Linked DNA regions of Homo sapiens: region 2 is linked to region 1. The links are chromatin loops, found by intact Hi-C in ENCODE. Cell type or tissue: heart left ventricle. All regions are shown on one strand. Links, peaks and the distances in the headings refer to the core of each region. The heading gives the core; the rest is flanking DNA.

The links. Peaks named below come from ENCODE experiments on the same cell type or tissue, not always from the same donor. Only the 100,000 strongest peaks of a DNase experiment are listed, where the experiment ranks them.
Region 2: a loop joins it to region 1, with 6 times the contacts of the local background. A loop is called at or near these places in 4 of 110 quality-filtered maps.

What each region holds. Positions count from the first base shown.
Region 1 is chr5:155,725,033-155,732,944 of GRCh38, forward strand. It overlaps a transcript of SGCD not described here. Among named protein-coding and RNA genes, the nearest start is that of SGCD, 600 kb to the right of the region's middle. In heart left ventricle, for the core only: CTCF peaks have their summits at 3,779 (motif pointing left) and 3,985; DNase peaks (open chromatin) are centred at 3,119, 3,259, 3,769, 4,909 and 1 weaker place; H3K4me3 peaks cover 2,888 bases; H3K27ac peaks cover 2,955 bases; H3K27me3 peaks cover 3,421 bases.
Region 2 is chr5:155,089,963-155,094,962 of GRCh38, forward strand. No RefSeq gene overlaps it. Among named protein-coding and RNA genes, the nearest start is that of KIF4B, 79 kb to the left of the region's middle. In heart left ventricle, for the core only: no CTCF peak of the experiment used is centred there; no DNase peak of the experiment used is centred there; H3K27ac peaks cover 4,129 bases.

The DNA.
Region 1 (7,912 bases), core at 1,403-6,402:
CTGCTTTCCTTCATCTTAAGCCCCCATAGCTTGAAATTTTGTGAAGCCGTAAAGATGAACTCTACTGGAAAAAGATATTCTGGCTGACAGTGGAACATTGGAATACATGATTGTTTTAGAAATGACTTTTTTCTAATAGTCCATTGATGATGTTTCAGTAAAGTGGAGGTTTGAATAAATGTTTTCTTGGCTTAGCCTTCTCCTACGTGCCAAGCCTCACCCCATCCTTCCTCAGCTTGCTCTCAGTCCCTAGCTTTAATCAATTTATGCATTCATTGATTGATTGACTCCTTGAATATTTATTGAGTTGCTACTACATATAAAACCCTATGTTAATTTCTGACACATTTCAAAGATAAAAAATATTTGAACCTTGCCCTCAGGGAACTCACAGGCTAGTAGAAGAGATATGATAAACATATATATGCAATCAAAACCCAAGGAAGAAATAATTAATATCGTAGCTCAAAATTTTTCAAACCATAAATTGCAGCCCATTTGCAGGACATAAAATCAATTAGTAGGTCATGACCACATTAAAAAATTAAATGGAATAAAAATATTTAAGTGAATCACAAATTAAGGATACATGTTGTTTTGTGAAAGTTTTATTTAAGTTACGTGTGTGTGTGTGTGTGTGTAGGACTATAGTGTAATATGAAGTGTTTTTACTATTCATCTGATGTGGTTTCGTTCTGTGTCCCCACCCAAATCTCATTTCGAATTCTAATCCCCATGTGTCAGAGGAGAGACCAGGTGGGAGGTGATTAGATTATGAGGCTGGTTCCCCATGCTCATGTTCTCATGAGAGTGAGTGAGTTCTCACTAGAGCTGATGGTTTTAAATTGTGGCACTTCCTTGTGCTCCCACACACTCCCTCCTGCTGCCTTGCGAAGAAGATGCCTACTTCTCCTTCACCTACTAAGTTTCCTGAGGCCTACTAGCCACGCTTCCTGTTAAGCCTGCAGAACTGTGAGTCAGTTAAACCTCTTTTCATTAAAATGACTCGGTTTCAGGCAGTATTCTTTACAGCAGTGTGAGAAGAGACTAATACAGCATCACACTAAAAAGTCTGAAGACACTGGCTTAGGAGAGACACATAAAGAAACCCCTCTCGGGCTTAATGTGCCTATGAATCAGCCAGGAATCTTGTTAGGATGAAGTTTCTAATTCAATTGCTGTGTGCTGGGGCCTGAGATTTTGTTTCTATCAAACTTCTAGATGCTGCTGTTGCAGCTGATCCACCCAAGGAGACAAAGTGCTAGATGGAGAGACTATTTCCAGGGGAACAACCTGAGAAATCCCTGAAGTCATTCGTTTGTGACTTCAAGTGCCTCCAAGGAATAAAAGAAAATACGTTTTTCCCTTCCTTTTCTCGTTTTTGCTTTTGGTTGATTGATAGAAATCCTAACTTACGCCATTCTTCACCAAGGGCGGTTGCTGTCCAGCTTCCAGGTGCTGAATGTTAAAACCAAGGGACCAGATCTGTTTCAGACCAGTTATTGTGAAAAGCTCCACCGTTTTATCTGAGGGTTGGCCCCCAGTTTCCCATCGTGTCTTAAACATCGGTGCCTTTCTCTACAATGTCCCCTGCAATTAACAGCAGACTCCTTCCTATAAAGTAGGCTTTTAAAAACAGAAGCAATAAGAGTTTTATTTATTTTACCTTCTACCTGTTACCACATTACATCAGGGCTTCACTTGCACCCAGATAGCTGCCTTGACTTCCTAATGGTTTTCTCTGCCTGCAGTTCCTTTTCTTTCTCCCTCTACCCCCATCTCTTCCCCTCTTAAGCAATCCTGTACAGGGATATACTGCTCGAGCTAAAATGAAGCTTCCATTATTTTACTGCTTAAAACACTTCAGTGACCCCCGCCCACCCATTGCCTAGGGAAGTTCTCTGCCCCTACCAAGCTTGTTTGCTGCTGTTCCAATGCGTCTTTCTTCATCCTTCATTTTGACCTCTCACATCCTCCTCTCACTTTTCCAGCTATTCGAATCCTGCCTACTCTTTAGGTTTTAGCTTAAATCCCACTTCTTTCATGAAGCCTTTTTTGGAAACTCCAGAGGAAATGAATCTCAATCTCTCTCTCTCTTTCTTTCTCTCTCTCTCTCTTTCTCCCTTTCCCCGCTTTTGCTGATGACTCGTCTCAGTAATGCTGAGCATAATTTGTGTACTGGCCTGTGGCAGAAAAAGCCCAGGACTGGCAGGAGGAGACCAGACTGGGGGCTGACCAAACTGGATGTGTGTGACAGCGGGCAAGCCACGTGTCTTCCCTGAGGCTCAATTTCCCCACTAAGATGAGAAGATTGGAGACAATGATGTCTAAGTAATCGCACATGGTGTCCAGTATTATGTGTGTTTTGCTAACTTTGTCTCTTTAAAGTTCTCATTTTCTACTACTGTGAAATTTTCTTATTTTAATTATCCTTCTTGTTAGTATTGAGCTATTACCCATCTTTTAAATTGTCTTTTTAAAAATTCTCGTGTTTTTGTTTTTCTTACTCATATCATAAAAGAACCTCATTTTACGGCTAGGGCAATGAGGCCCAGGGAGAGCCTGCCTAAGGGCACGCAGAGCAAAGAATACAACATTACACCCAACTACGGAGGGCCCTGTGCTCCGGACGCTGCCCGGCGTCGCTCAGAGTGGGTGCTCACAAATTATTTGTCAATTGATTGGAGGTTGCCAGGCCCATCTTGCAAGACACCTCCCTTCTCCCTGGAAGGAGAAACCCTTGGGAGTCTGTTGGTTAACGGGAAAAGTGCTTTCTCTGAGAGGAAGGCGGGGCAAGCCGGAACAAGCTCTCGCTGGGAATCCGCACACTCCTTCTCCCGGTGTTTCTTAACCCCTTTCTTCTCCCGGGAGTGGAGAGGGGGCTCAAGGATACTAGAAACCTGTCCCCTTGGCGGAGACACGTAGTCGCCTCTGGCCGCCGCGGCCGACTGATCTTGCGGAGTGGAGCTCCCCCCACCCCGCCCGCGTTTCGCTGGGGCTCCCTCCGCTCTGCAAAGGGAGCGGGGAGCTGGGGGAGCCTTGCACACCAGTCTTCCTGGAGCTGCAGACGAGGAGCCCCGCGCCTTCGGGAGCCTCTCGGCGGCTTCCCCTCTAACGCGCGACTGTGCAGCCTCTCCCCGCCGCCCCCACCCGCGGCTCGCCCTCGCTCCCTCCCTCCAGCCCCGCCAGCCGGAGCGCGCACACCGGGACTCCGGCACGTGGGCGCGCGGGAGGTGGCGGCCGCTGCTGCCGCTGCTGCCGCTGCCGGAGCCCGAACCCAAGCCCCAGCTGGAGCCGGAGTCGGAGCCGGCGAGATCGCCCTCCATGCTGCGGGAGCTGCGGCCGCCTTCCGCTCAGCCTCTGGTCCCAGGCGAGCCTGGCGAGCCGGCGAAGCACCGGCGGGGAGGAGGACTAGAACAGGAGGAGGGGCACGGCGGATTGAAGCGAGCTGGGCTGTGAGCAAGGGACACCCACAGCCTGGAGAAACAGCCCCGCTCTCTTGCGCGCTGTCTGCTCCAGCCGCTACTGGGGGCTCTAAGCAGCGCGATGCTGCTTCGCTTCTTCTAGGCGGCGGCCGGCGGAGGCTTTCCGCAGCCGCTTGGCCGGCGCCGGCCCCTATTCCGTTGGCAAGTCCCTTGTCTATCCCGGAGGGCGCACCCGGACGCTCGAGCCGGAGCGAGCGCGAAGTCCGAAGTCCGCCCCCAGAGCCGCCAACTTCCCTGTGAGCCCCTCTCCCCGCCGCAGCCTGCGCCAGACCTGGGAGCGATGCGCCCCCACCCGGGCGGCGCGCCCTCTGCCAACTCGCCACCCATGGGATCGACTGCCCTCAGCTGCCCGGCTTGGAGTGCGTAGCCTTCGCCGCGTGGCCCAGGAGAGGAGCGAGACACCAAGGCGTTTCGCGGACTCCGCGCGCACCAGTCGGCTTGGTGGCCCTGCGGGATAGCGTTTATACCCAGGGGTGAGTAGGCCGCTAATGGAGGCCCCCTTTACCCCCAGCTAGCGGCTTGCATGGACGGCAAAGAGACGGGAGAAAGTTGGGTCTCCTTGCGCTTAATCTGGCATTGGCAGAGGAATGCAACACTGTTTCCTCCAACTCGATTGCCGCGGGGGTTTCCCCAGTTCCCTCCATCTCTAAGCCAAGGAGGGAGTCCCCTTCCGCTTCCTAAGGAGAAAAGGGGCTCCCTAGAGCAGATCGCTGACTTCCTCACCAACGTGCCATTTGGGGCTTTTCAGCCGCCCGCGCGTTAAGCTAGCTCCCAGCATAAGCGCTTAGAGATCCGCAGCCGCCTGGGCGCGCTAAGAGATCGTGGGCAGACCTAGCCCTTAGGGCAGCCTAAGCGCGCTTCACTAAAGAAAAAAGACTGTTGGTATATTAAAGAAGTGTGTGTGTGAGAGAGAAAGAGACAGAGAAAGAGACAGAGAGACATGGGTGGGGGCACCAGGAAAGGTAGCCCGAGTAGGAGGTGCTAGTGAAATTTATCTTTTGCTGACGGATCCAGCCTCCGGAATGCCCGATTGTCTTGATCCGCGGTGCGGTGCGGGTTTTAGGGGCGCACAATACAGGGTGTCCAGACAGAGTCCAACAGGTGGCCTGCGCGGGCATCCTGTGGCTAGGCGCGGGGGAGGGGAACGGCTCCCTCCCCGAGCCCCGGGCTGCCTCTGCTGCTTCTAGGGGTGCATCTGAACATGGATAAGGAAATGCGCTCCCTGCTCTCAGGCCCTATTTGGGGTGAGTGTGTGAGGCATCCAAATGCCTCCTGTCGGAAAACAGCGGCCTCATTGTGTGCCCGATTGAGGTTTCAACTTGCAGGCAACTGAGAGGCCATTCAGCTGGGCAGCACGGAGTTGGCTGGTCCTCGGACTTGAGCCATGGCCTTCCCCACGATCCCTGGCGGCAGTATCCCAGCTCCTCCGGCTGGGCGGCGAGCCAAAACTCATAGTTTCGCTCCTCTGTACTCCACTGAAGGGAGGGGGAGTTGCCTAAACACCAGGCGTTTTTATCTTGAGATTCATACACAAGGGCAGGTATGGGCATACACGTGTTGTGTGCGAGTGAGCGTGGAGACAAGTCGAGTTTAAGAGCTGGATGGAAGAAATTAGAAAACTCTGCACCCTCCAGGGAGACAAATTAGGAGAGGGCGCGGTTGAGCTTTGAAAAAGTTTCACCTGAACTCACCTTTCTTCGGTGACTTCAGGTGTGCCAAGTGCAAAATATTCTAATCCCTTAAAGCTGTGGCCCCTCCAAAGCAGCATCTTCCAAAATTGCCCAGTAACTTCTTCATGAGTAACTTCTTCATTCCTCGGCTTACTCATTTGTAGGTTGGGGACAATTATCCGCATTCATGGGAGAAGCTCTGGAATGTCTATAAAGGAGGTATTTAGAGATGGATGTCCAGTTGGAAGGTAGAGCAGCTGTGTGTGTGTGTGTGTGTGTGTGTGTGTGGCGAGGGGAAATTGGGGGAAAGGGAGAGCTGTCTGGAACCTACATACATAGTAGGCACTCCGTTTTTACTTAGATTTTGTATTTTTAGGAGGTTGGTTGGCTTTGGCAAGAGTGATGGAGATTTGGGGAAGCTAATGCTTTCCCAGCACACACTTGGCGCTGCCACATCGCTGCCGACCTACTGTGGAGTGAGATGTTTGTATATTGGAAACAAAGTGATGGACACTCCAAAACACAAAAGAACCCTCTGCTGTTGACGCTTGCCCCAGTGGCTTTCCCTCCAGAGGAAGTTCTGGAGACCACAGCTGTTTAGCCTTGCTGCCTTAATACTCTGGAATTTTCCTGCATCCTTCCAGCCCCAATTTAGTTTCCCTCCTAAGGAGCGCCCTCCTCACCCAGGGCCTCTGGCAGCAGATCATCAAGGATATCTAAGTAGAGTGATTTCCCAGATGTGTAGCACACACTGGGTGATTTAGCATGGGGCGCATGCCTCTCCACAAACATGCTGGAGCCTTGACGTTTGAAAGGGAGCCAGGAGCTGGGGGCCAAGAGGAGAATGGGCAGGGAGATATTATGCATTACAGAAAGACAGTCAGACAGTAGTACAGAGTCAGAGTAAGAAGAAAAAGGAGAAAGACAGAGGGGCACGAGAGGGAGGGACAGAGGGGCAGAAAGAGATGGAGAGAGAGGCAGAGACACACAGAGATAGAAAGAGAGAGGGAGGGCAGAGAGAAGACAAGAAAGTTACAGGGTAGACAGGGCAAAGAATAAGAGGAGGCAAGAGTGGCAGAGAGAAAGGGATGGAAGGGAAAATAAATCTGAAGAAGAGTGTGAGAAAAGAGAACAAAAAGGGAAAGGAGTGGGAATGGGTGGGGAAGTCAGATGGGGAGGAGGGAAAGGGTGGGGAAAGAGAGGTGCCCTGAAGACACATTATTTTTGTAGTTAATTTTCGTAAACCATGCTGCCATTCTAAGGACGTTGACATAGTCCAGATCCTTAAGTAGCCAGCCCTTGGTTCATGTTTGTTTCTCTGGGGAGTCATGAATTATGCAGAAATTGGACACCCACTTGGAACCCATTGGAGATGACACAAGTGTAGGAAGTTTAGATTCTTGGTAAATGCACACATGCATAAATGCATTTGTAGTCATTGTTTTTGTTTGTTTGTAGTTTTCTGGGTAAATACATGTTGGAGAATTGAGGCAGAGTGTTGGCTCACTGACAATATTTGCCAATGATTCTCTAACCTTGTTTTTAGAAAAATCTCTTCAGTAGCTTCCGAGAAATACAGACTACTGGACCCACTCCCCTGGGAGCCTGTTCCAATAGGGACCGGAATGTGCTACTTTGAGTGCCCCAGTTGGTTCTAAAGCAGGTGGTCCCTGAACCAGGCTTTGATACACGTGGTGTAGATGGTATAGCACCCTTCTCTAATTTGTTTCTGGATTTCTTCGTAAGAGATACTCTTTAACACCTCTCTCTCTTATGCTATTCTCTCCAGAAAAGCTTATTTCTTGTGAATTTCTCTTGATAAAAGGAGAAGCCCAAGGAAGTTGCTCAGCCAGGGTTACCTTCATCAGCCTCATTAATCACAGTAGTTCCAGGGGAAGGCAGATGGCTCCTCTGGTTGACCTTGTCAGGGGCTTTCACAACTAACAGGTACTGAGGACTCCTCAGGGCATTGCCTTCAGCATTCTTCATGTACTATCTGCCCATTTAAAACTCACAGAAAGCTATGCCACAGGCACTGTTATTATCATCTGCATTTTAGCTGAGGAAACTGAGACTTTGAGAAATTATATAATGTGTCTCAGAGAAATTACTTTAGTTGTCAGCAGTCTAACTACTAGAAAGTACAGTGCTAAAATTTGAGTCCAGGCGTGGTTGACTTCAAGATCTCTGGTCCTAATTATGTACCGTGGTAGCTGCTAATCCTAACACCCCATTCTAGGCTGATGGAGCCAAAAGTCCTTGGAGATCTTTCCCAAGCTTTCTCCCTCCCCACTCTACCATTTGAGAAAAACAAAAGTAGCTGAAGAAACTGGGAAGTGTCTTGCCAGAGATCCTATAACCAGTAGGTGCCAGAACTTGGACCAGCACCCAGTCTGGAGTCTCAGTCCAGCCTTCTTCTCACCACACCAGTAGTTGTCATGTGTGGCTAATCATCAAGGTCACTTACATCTTAGTCAAAACACAAGTTGCTGGACTCCCCTAAAGGCTTACTGAATCAAAACCTTGGGGCAGAGAGGCCAGAGATCTATATTTTTAGCCCATGCCCCAAGCCTACATCTATTTATACACTACCATTTTCCCCAGTTGTTCCCTCACTCCCGGATTCCAACACTGGATCCCTTCCAGACAGCTTCAAGAGGAGAACTCTGAGTCCCTCCTGCTTCCAGCCAAATAGAAATACAAAAAGTAGTAAACTCCATGCGTGTTGCAGCCCACTGATATGCAAGGAAACAAGCA
Region 2 (5,000 bases), core at 1-5,000, 640 kb before region 1:
CTAGTAATGTGTAGCTCTGAAAACAGAGTCGAGTGAAAAAGTGAGAAATTGAATGAGATTTATATAAATTAAACAACACAGAGTTTTGCATTTTACAAACCTACATACATATTTAAGGGTCTGTGTCAAACACATTAGACTGGGTGTCTGTTGGAAGAGAAGGGTATGGGAGAAGCTTCTGGGGATAAAAAATTAATACCCAAGAGAGGGGGTCATCTTAACTGATAAGTATGTTCTATGAATTGAGGTTTGAGATTTTTTAATTCTCTGAACTCAAAGTATTAGAAAAAAAATCTATAACCAAGAAACGAATGGATAAGCAAAATGTGGTATATACATATAATGGAATATTATTCAGCCATAAAAAGGAATAAAATTCTGATACATGCTACAACATGGATGAACTTTGAAGACAGTACACTAAGTGAAGTAAGCCAGATGCAGGAAGGTAAATATTATGTGATTCCACTTATATGAAATATCTAGAATAGGAAATTTATAGAGATAGAAAATAGATTAGAGGTTTCTAGGGGCTGAGAGAATGTGCAAAGGGCAGCTATGGTTAAAGAGTTAATGGTTAGAGGCCGGGCATGGTGGCTCACGCCTGTAATTCCAGCACTTTGGAAGGCTGAGGCAGGTGGATCACATAAGGTAAGGGGTTCAAGACCAGCTGGGCCAACATGGTGAAACCCTGTCTCTACTAAAAATATAAAAATTAGCTAGGCGTGTTGGTGAGCACCTGTAATTTCAGCTACTAGGGAGGCTGAGGTAAGAGAATCACTTGAACCCAGGAGGCAAAGGTTGCAGTGAGCTGAGATCGCTCCATTGCACTCCAGCCTGGGTGACAAGAGCAAAACACTGTCTCAAAAAAAAAATATATAATAATTTAATGGTTACAGAGTTTCTATTTGAAGTCATGAAATGGTTTTGGAAATAGATAATGGTTATGGTTGTACAATATTTTGAATGTAACTAATACCACTGAATTGTACACTTAAAATATTTAAATTGGCAAAATTTATGACATATATTTGTCCACAATTTAAAAAATGATGTAATACACAAAATCCACTGAATTTTATACTTCAAATGGGTGAATTGTATGATATGTGAATTATATCCCAATATAGCTGCTAAAAATGTGCAAACATGATTTTCTTTGGCTTTATGTTCTTCTGTGGAAAAATGGAAGAACTTAAGAGGAAGGGAAATAACATTTACTCAGCTAAGCACTGTGATAGGTGCAAGAGCTACATTCCCTTCTCTACAGTACTGTAGCTTGAATGTTCAGGGTAAGCTTCTGTGTTGGACATTTCTGGCAGCTTGACATTTTTCTGGCAATGCAAAGATTTGATAAGGTTTGAGAACTGGGAATTTGTCATATAAATAGTAGCTATTAAGTACTTCAAGTTTGTGTCTACTTGGCACAGGACACGGTTGTCCATGCTATTTGAAAAAAAGAAGTGTGAACAGGCCTGCAATCCTTCCATTTTAGCTTTTGGCAGACAGTGACTTTGGCATGAGAAGAGTGTACGGTATGTAATAAGATTTAAGTTGTTTGCCACAGGGCATTTGAAAAATGCAGTTGGGCAGGAACAGATGCTTGAAGAGTTATTAATTATGCTGAAATTTTCAGAGGTCCCCCAAATTTCTTTTAGCCATTTCCTCCTCTCAGTCCTGAAAGTAAGTTGAGAAGTAAGTTTAATACTGTTAATTTTTCAGACCTCTACTCTCTGGAGAATAAGGCGGATAGTTGATAACTTTTTTTTTAATTGGCAAGAGAAGTTTAAGTGAGCTCTTTCAGTCTTGAAAATAAGTTTTGATTTTTATAGGTTGAGATCAGTTCCTACTTCATTTAAACTCTTTTCATCCAGTCTTAATTATATCCATGTATCTCACAGAGGCTCATCCTCTAGTCTTATGGAATTATCATTCCAGCCAAAAGTGTGGGTGGGAACTGCCATTTCCAGTGACTGACAAAAGAGCATTTATTCTATTGCCTTGCCCAGTGAAAAGCTAGTGGCCTAGCCACTACTGGTCATTTGCATGCATAGTGGACCATTTCATTAAGAATTTCATTAAGATGGTAATGTTTAATGTTTCCTGGGAAAAATGAGCTTTTGGCTTATTCAATTATATAATTAAAGCCAGAGAATTAGGGGAGATTGCAAACTGCTTGCATAATGTGGGCAAGTATAATGATAAAACTTGTAAATAAGTTCAAAAGAGTCAAGCTCTGCATGAATCCTGAAGCTGAATCATATAAGGAGGGTGTGTATGTGGAAAATGTGAGCTGAAAAGTGCACCAGAGTTTAATCCTGGTGTCTACCCGCTGAGCTCCTTGATCTCTGAGTCTTTGCTGGGAGATGGATAGTAGAACAGAGTCAGGGCTGGGGACTGATTGGTTGGGTTCCAGAAAGTTCCAGGAGCACACTTTAGTTTCTCTATAGGTAGTAACTTTCTATATAGAACTGAAATAACAATGGCATAGGTATACAGGATTTCTTAACTGGTGGCCAGGTTTCTCTAATGGTGTTTTCCTTTCCTTGCCTCTGAGGTGACATCATCCTTACCCTCTTCCTGAATTTCTTCTAGCCTACAAAACAGGATGTTCTGCCATTTCGAAAGTACTAAGAAAGCTGTTTCTGCCCTTTCTTTCAATTTTTTACCTACTTTTCTCTAAGGAAGGTAAAGTCATAAAATGGTTTAGTGAGGTGGAGCTAACTTTCCTGAAGGATTGAGGAGGTGTGGAAAAATTCAATATTGCACATAATATGTATGATTCATATGTGAATATTGGACTTTCCTTTTCTTTAAAAATATTCCCTAAGCCATGTGTGCCCTCAGTGGTTCCAGCCTTCCCCTTTTCTTCACCTCCACTCTTCCAACCATGGAAAGCATGCCTTTCACTTTATTGTGCAGAACAATTAGGTCCTCCCTAGCTCCTACATCCTAACTTGGCTCTGAGGTTTTTTTGTTTTTGTTTTTGTTTTGTATAACCAAAGGCCCACGAACTATGCTTTTTCTCTCTTCCCCATGATTCCTGTAAGGTCTATGTCAAGAAGAGAGGTTGTTACTGTCTGTGTGTTTGGCCTGCATTGATGTGCTTGAGACCTAGGGAATCTAACACATGAGAAAGAACCAAGGGAAATGTGTTCTATGCTCTTCTCTGATCTTCTGGTAACTTTCAAAAGCCAAATACCAGTAGGTTACTCACTTTTTGCAAAATATATGTTTTCGCCAGTTCCAAGACCCCATTTAAAATAATCAGAGAGCTTTAGGGTTCTGGGGTAACAAAAAGGACATCCAGTGATCTTACTTTCTGCATCTTAGCTTTTACTGACTTTTGTAAACCTAGGACGTGTCACAGGAGCCAAAACGAAGACAGTCTCAAGCCCAGCTTAGAGAATCAGTGAGACCACTGTTTAAGTCCTGGTTCTCCACTGCTTAGCTGTGTTTCATCTAAGTTCCCTCATGTGTAAACATGGACATGATAGTTTCTACCTCCTGAGGTTCTTGAGAGGATTAAATGAGATACTATTTGTAAAGCACATAGCAGAGCAATTGATCTTTCAACAAATGGGTTCCTAGTATTACATTTCTTAATAAGCCTTATATAAAAGAGACAAGAACATCTCTTCCCACTACGCCATTTCTCCATACCCTCCTGGTTTTAACCTCCTCCAATTACCAGAATAACAAGGGAGTAGCTGGCCTGCTATGGGATCTTTGCCTCTAATGCAGAGGTGTTCACCTTCTTGTGTCTTTTTTGGGAGCTCTTGGCCTTCAGGTTGATGGTGATGTAAGGGGCTATTAGTTGGAGCCTGCCTTTTCTAATAGGAGTCTTCCTATTAGAAGACAGACACATTCAAAAGTTATGTACATTCTACAGGTGTGCTAAAGGAAAGAGGAAAGTAAGTCTAAGACAAGAGGCATGCAGGTATAATCAGTAAATTTTTTGAAATGGGTAAGCACGAATAGTATGACAGAGGCTATAGCTACTTAATTAAAGAAGCTGTTTCACAGAGGCTGAAGCAGAAATATTGCTTGAGCCCAGAAGTTCAAGGCTGTAGTGTGCCATGATGATGCCTGTGAATGGCTACTGAACTCCAGCCTGGGCCACATAGAAAGATCCCATCTCTTAAAATAATTAAAAAATTAAAAAGAAGCTGTTTTAGTTCAGTTGCTTACTTCTAGAGAATCATGGGAAGCATTAGTACAGAATAAAATAGCTTTAATTACATGTAAAGTTTTCAAGATGGGCTAAACTTGGATTCTTTACCATCTTTCTCTCTTATGTCCGGTCTTCTGCCTGGGGGGTGGGTAGAGGTGGTATTTAAAGGAATACTTTGATGACAACATTAAAAGTTGACACTCAAAGAGGACAGTGATACTTTTACCTCTTTTTCTTATAATACATAAGCTGCAATTAATAACTGAATCTAGATGATTACTGGGTTGGTACTAAAGTATTTGAGTGAATTCAGTGAAGGCTATCAAAAAATTGAATGGTAAAGTTAGAGATTTTATCAATTAAAGGAATGATTAATATTTTAGATTGAATAGGAAAAAAAGGTTCTCATGAACAATACCAAAATCTAGTACCAGGCCTTTACTGGGGCTAAAAATACTTGTTTGAAACTGTGCCGTGTACATACTGACACTGAGTTGGCAGCATTGTGTAATGCAGTGTGTTCATGTTCTTGCTACACTGTGGCTTTGGCTATTTTAGGGTGATCTTTCTTTGTAGAACCTAAGAGAGCATAGGAATTCAAATTGTTTGTTAACTTGTTGCTTTCCCAGGCCTTTCTAAAACAACAATGATGGTGATAAAGGATGCTTAAAGCCTTGTAAATTCCCATCCCAATCATGTGTTCTATCAAGATGTCACCTGTTAGACTCCATGTGTCAATTAGCCAAAAAATGTTAAGAAAATTCTTACATCCCAGTTCTGTTTCTGTCTAAAGGCAGATTTTGGATTTCAGGTATGTAGGCTCCTA